Regions from separate parts of the Homo sapiens genome. Here region 1 is linked to region 2. Evidence: chromatin contacts called from ENCODE Hi-C or POLR2A ChIA-PET data. All regions are on one chromosome and are shown on one strand. The core of a region is the stretch at or near the end of the contact, and the rest is flanking DNA. Distances in the headings are between cores, read along the strand shown.

The links. A loop is a pair of places that touch in the nucleus more often than their neighbours do. ChIA-PET counts read pairs that join two places held with the same protein, here RNA polymerase II (POLR2A). Pooled maps may share reads with other maps.
Region 1: a pooled map shows a loop between it and region 2 (2.0-fold over the local background). The contact joins the promoter of ZSCAN26 here to the promoter of HCG11 in region 2. A Hi-C loop is called at or near these places in 1 of 50 pooled maps. POLR2A ChIA-PET finds 5 or more read pairs at or near these places in 3 of 52 experiments (CD8-positive, alpha-beta memory T cell, MCF 10A and activated CD4-positive, alpha-beta T cell).

What each region holds. Positions count from the first base shown.
Region 1 is chr6:28,265,769-28,268,468 of GRCh38, forward strand. ZSCAN26 (zinc finger and SCAN domain containing 26) reads left to right here and starts at 1,375. Exons shown (of 4, transcript NM_001023560.4): 1 at 1,375-1,445. RefSeq lists enhancers at 1,213-1,272, 1,417-1,981.
Region 2 is chr6:26,520,391-26,523,185 of GRCh38, forward strand. HCG11 (HLA complex group 11) reads left to right here and starts at 1,316. Exons shown (of 1, transcript NR_026790.1): 1 at 1,316-2,795. It overlaps TRL-CAG1-7 (tRNA-Leu (anticodon CAG) 1-7), which reads left to right and starts at 818; the gene lies at 818-900. It overlaps LOC107986583 (a long non-coding RNA gene), which reads right to left. Exons shown (of 4, transcript XR_001744057.3): 1 at 1,119-2,795. RefSeq lists silencers at 422-1,021, 1,252-1,771.

The DNA of each region.
Region 1 (2,700 bases), core at 125-2,624, 1.7 Mb after region 2:
TCAATGCTTGAAACACTGAATAAATTACACGTCAGTACAATGTTTTGTATATTTAATGATATTTCAAAGCTTCTGTCAACTGATCAGTTAAACACAAAAGTTTGTTCAGATTTTTTAAAGGTTTTTTTTTCTTTCTTCCAACTTTTGTTTTAGGTTCAGTGGGTACATGTGCAGGTATGTTACATGAATAAAGTGCATACTGCTGGGGTTTGGTGTACAAATGATTTTGTCACCAAAGTGGTAGCATAGTACCTTATAGGTAACTTTTCAATCTTCACCTTCCTCTCACCCTCCACCCTCAAGAAGTCCTTGTGTCTGTTGTTCCCATTTGTGTTCATGTTTACTGAATGTTTAGCACCCACTTATAAGTAAGAACATGCAGTATTTGGTTTTCTGTTCCTGTGTTAATTGGCTTAGGATAAATGGCCTCCAGCTGCATCCATGTTGCTGCAAAGGACATGATCTCATTCTTTTAGCTGCATGATATTCCATGGTGTTATGTACCACATTTTCTTTTTCCAGTCCACCACTGATGGGCATCTAGGTTGATTCCATGTTTCTGCTATTGTGAAAAGTGCTGTGATGAACATACACATGCATGGTCTTTATGGTAGAACAGTATATTCCTCTGGGTATATACCCAATAATGGAATTGCTGGGTCAAATGAGAGCTCTGTTTTAAGTTCCTTAAGAAATTTCCAAATTGCTTTCCACAGTGGCAGAACTAATTTACATTCCCACTAGCAATGTATAAGCATTCAAAGAGTTTATCTTATTCAAAAACTATAAAAACCCAGTTTGTGATACTGTGGGCAAGAGAGACTATTTCTGTTCTCTGTTGTAGAATTTATTTTGATAAAGTGATATCTGTTGCTTTTATTCCCCCTGAAACTTACATTGATTGCAAAGTGTTGTTGATTTATTTTCTCTCACAGTAATAGCCCTAATTTCTTCTTACCTTAAACCTTTCAATCCAAACGTATGTCCATTGTTTAGTTTAATTTTCGAAATACTTTGACAATTATTTTTGCCATTGTGTTTGATGAATTTCTAAATTGCGAAAAATGGCGAAGTATGTGTGTTTTATTTATGTGAGCAAAGTGAAAATGTTGGCTGTTTGTGATAACACTCAACGGAGCTGGCCTGTTTTTACATGAATAAAATAAACATCCACTTTAAAATGAGAAAACAAAAACAAAAACAGAAACAAAAAAAAAACCCCAACAATCTTAGCTCACAACGAAATGACCCTCCCAGCCGTCCTCAGCAGGCAGCACCCATGTTAGTCTCCTTCTGCGATGCCTAAGCGGCAGCACCATCGAGCCAAGGTCCTCCAGCGTTCCTAGAGCGGAGAAGAAAGCGCTCCGAAGAGCTAGAGCTGACACTCGGCGATGAGCTAAGACGCTGTTTCAGAGCGTTTGGGTCCTCTGAGGCCCCTTGACCAGGTGAGCGGACCCTGGAGCTGGGCCCCGGGCTGGGGCGGAACTGCGGCCTAGGGGCCTAGGGAGCAGCTGCTTCCCGGCGGGTGCAGAGAATCTTCCCTCGACCGAGGGGGCGGGGTCCGTAGCGGAGGTGTCGGCCCTGGGGCCTATGAGAGTGATGAAGCTGTGGATCTGGTAAACAGAGTACAACCTTCTGCTGCATATTTTTCATCCATTCAGCGCAATTTTAAGTAGATATTAAAGGTAGGCGCCACCGAGAAGGTAATATTTGAGCAGAAATCTGAAGGAGGTGGGTGGAAAGACCTAAGTGGCTTTTGCGGTCAGGAACTTTCTAGGTAGAGGGAATAGCAAGTGCAAAGGTCTTAAAGCAGGAGCTTGCTTGGCATATTTGAGGAATAACGGGGAGACCAGAGCGGTTGGAGCAGTGAACAAAGGCGACCTTTGTAGGGAATGATGTCAGAGAGATTGGGGTATGGAGAGGAAGAGTGTAGAGGAAATGAGAACTGTATCGTGTAAGGAATTTTGTCTTTTTTTGGTGTGTGTTTTTGGAGGATTTTGAGCAGAAGAAAACATGATCTGACTTATGTTTTAAAGCTTCTTTACTTGGAGACTCATGATGATAATAGATTGTAAGTGGGCAAGAATGGAATCAAGAAAACTTAAAAGTTAAGAGTAATTTTTTAAAATTCCAAGTAATTCAGGTGGGAGATAAGGATATCTTGAGCCAGTGATCAGATTATGATCTGCTTTGAAAATAGAGACAATAATATTTGCTACTGGGTCAGATGTAGGGTGTGACAGTAAGAAGGCAAATATAAATCCAAGGTTTTGGGCCTGTGGGTGCAAGAGATACTGGAGAAAAGATCTGAGGTTTAGCTTTGGTACCTCGTGTAAGTTCTTCAACTCTCCCCGTCTCAATTTCCTTCTCTGCACGAAGAAATTAGGAATAGTGTCTTCTTTATAGGGTTGTGTGAGGGTTAAATAATTAATATATGTGAAACATGTAGTATAGTTGTCCTGGCTCATTGTTTTATTATGCTGAGACATGAAGTGTGAGTGGGCATTAACAAGAAGAAAATTGGAGGGTTGGAGGGTGGTCCAAGCAGAAGGAATAAGCTGTGGAAGGGCCAAGGAGCAAGAAGGAGTATTGCAAATTTGATGAAATAAAGTACTTTATTAGATCAAAAAACAATGTAAACCATATTAAATGTTTTGAACTTGATCCTAAGGGTAATAATCAGCCATTATATGTAACAGG
Region 2 (2,795 bases), core at 66-2,565:
CAGGTTTAGTAAAATACATAAGCTACTCCCCATTTTTGTTGTTGCTGTTTTTGCTTTTGCTTTTTAAAGTTTTTATTACAGTATAACATCCACACCGAAAAGTGCGCAAATCCTCCATAAACTCCGACAGAGAGGCAAGACAAGCCAGGCTTCCCACGCTCCTGTCCCCTCCACCGGCCCTGCCAAGGGTAACCACGTGCTGGGAGATTTGCAGCACAACGCAAAGGAGAAGGATTAGCGAGCACCTTGTTCCAGCAAAAACTGGAGCAAGCCTAAAACTTCCTGGGAATTAAGTGTAAATTTAAGCCAGGTATTCTAGTAATGTTGAGTTCAACAGGATTGCCATTATTTTAACTAGAATTCAGTTGAGAGCAGAGCGCCATCGCCGTCTTCCGCCTTAGTCACTCGGCCCTGGGCTGGCTCACGCCCGCCCCGCCCCCTCCCCGCCCCTCCCACGCCCGCCCCGCCCCTCCCACGCCCCCGCCCCCGTCCCGCTCCCCCTACCCCGACCCGCCCTCCCTCGCCCGCCGCCCCACCCGCCGCAGCCCTCCCCGCGCAGCCTGGGAGTGACTCGGCGTTCACTCGGGAGACGCCGCTCTGTGGCCCGGACAACCGGTCCTATGCAGCGCCGTCCGAGGCAGTTCGCGGAGAGGCGGCTTACCTTTTAACCCAGGAATGCCCATATCTTGAGAAAAAGAACAACAAGGGGGTGGGCGGGGGTGGGGACATGGGGTAGGGGGGCGGCTGGTGGATGGGGAACTAATAGCGTTTAGACAAGAGACAGAAGTGAGTCCTGAGCACAATGTAGCATAAGCGCGTCAGGATGGCCGAGCGGTCTAAGGCGCTGCGTTCAGGTCGCAGTCTCCCCTGGAGGCGTGGGTTCGAATCCCACTCCTGACAGTTCGTACTTTTAGTATTTAGACACAAATCGAGTTTAAGTTTACGCTACGTTTTCCTACCTGCTCTTTGTGACATGGTCTTCTCTCTTTTTAAAAAATAAATTTTCCGAGTTCCGGAATAAAAGCACTCTTTGTTTTTATTAGCCACTCCAAGGACAGCAAAAAGTACTCTGTACTCCGAAAATAATTTCAGAACCTACCGGTGTTTTGAAATCTCACCTCCTTTTTCCGTTTCTCCTCTGTCTCTAGTTGTCTTTCCCTCTCCCTCCTTCACAGGCAGAGTTGAATAAATGTTACTCTTCAGTTCATGGCTCATTACATTACTGCAGGGCTCCTCTTTATTTAGTTATAGTTATCTTTTTAATTCCATTTCTTCAGTCTCATTCCCCACCTCATCCTTACTCCCCGTAAGAAATCACTGCAAGAGTTCCGGTCTGGCAGAGAGCGCGGAGAGACGCAGAGCGCGGGCCGCTCCTCCAGGGCGCTCCAGGCCCTCCGGCCCCGGGTCGGCGGGTGAGCTAGGGGGCGCCCCGGGACAGGCCGCGCCCTCTGCCCTGCAGATACCGGAGGCCTCTGCTGTGGCTGCCCACTGGCTGGGCCCAGGCCTTGAAGCGGTGGCGAACGTCTCTTCCCTACCCTACCTCGGTGACTGATGGCGGCGGCGGCCTCTCCCAGTCCGGACCCTGCCGGCCGTCGGGTCTCCCGGCCCAAGCCTGCCGGGCCTGGACGAAACCCCCGCCGAGCAGCCTGGACGCAGCGCCTTTGGGTGGCGGCGGGAGTAGCGTGCCGGGAAGCATGGCGGCCGCTCGAACGCCGCGCGGCGGAGGGCGTTAGGGCATGGAGGGCCCGGGAAGGCGGCCTAGGGACGCAGGCAGGCTCGGCCGCCTCTTCAGGCCACGGAGCCGCCAGATCTGGGTCCCGGGTGACCACTCTGTCGCCATTGGGCGAGACCTACCTAGTCCTAACGACAACGGACAAAGGCCTTAACGGGCCTGGGAGGTGAGCGAAGTCCCGAACGACGACGGGTGGAACGGTTAGCGGCGATCGGGCGGTTGGTCTCCGTACTACCAGACCTTGCTGTCGGAAGAGACAAATGGTAGAATGACAGGCCACGTTTGGCCCGTTGGAAATGCCCTCCATCCTCTGGGAAGATTCACAGGCCGTTTACGGAAGGCCTGTGTATATAATATGAAAAAGCTGCTCTCAACTCCACCCCAACCTTTTAATAGAAAACATTTGTCACATCTAGCCCTTCTAGATGGAAAGAGGTTGCCGACGTATGATAGAGTTAGAAAGTCACACATCTTGTAAATTCTCATTTGTTTAAAAGAAATCATAGAAAATACATGTCTTCCGGAGTTGACTTTTGGAAACTGAGTTGTTAGACGGCCTCTAGAAGCGATACGTTCACGTTTGTTCAGTGGGTTAGATGACATGGAGCTCGAAGACCTGAGAAGGAAAAAAAGAAGGTTCTATGCTAGACTGGTCATATTTAGAAGACATTTTCATATTCTATCCATTGTTTTGTGTGCATTCGCTTCCTCACTACTATGTATGTAGTTGACAATGCTAAGCTTTTTTGAAATGTCTATTCTTTTTAGATATTCTGAAGTGTCTGATATATGTTAAAATTAGAGGTAGTAAAACCACATTTTGTAAATATCTTTTTGTTACAATTCATAGAAATGTTGTTTTTTGGGGGGAATGGCCAAATCACCTGTTGAGTAATACTCATTGTGTTTGTGCAGTAGTTCAGGGGAGGAGAGAGGAGGGGGAGGTGCAGAGAGCTCTATGCCATCCTGCTTACAGCGAGGCAAGATGAATCACTATGTCTGTGCATTTTGTTTTATCTATGTATATAATGTACATAAAGGACAAACGAGTCCTAATTTACAA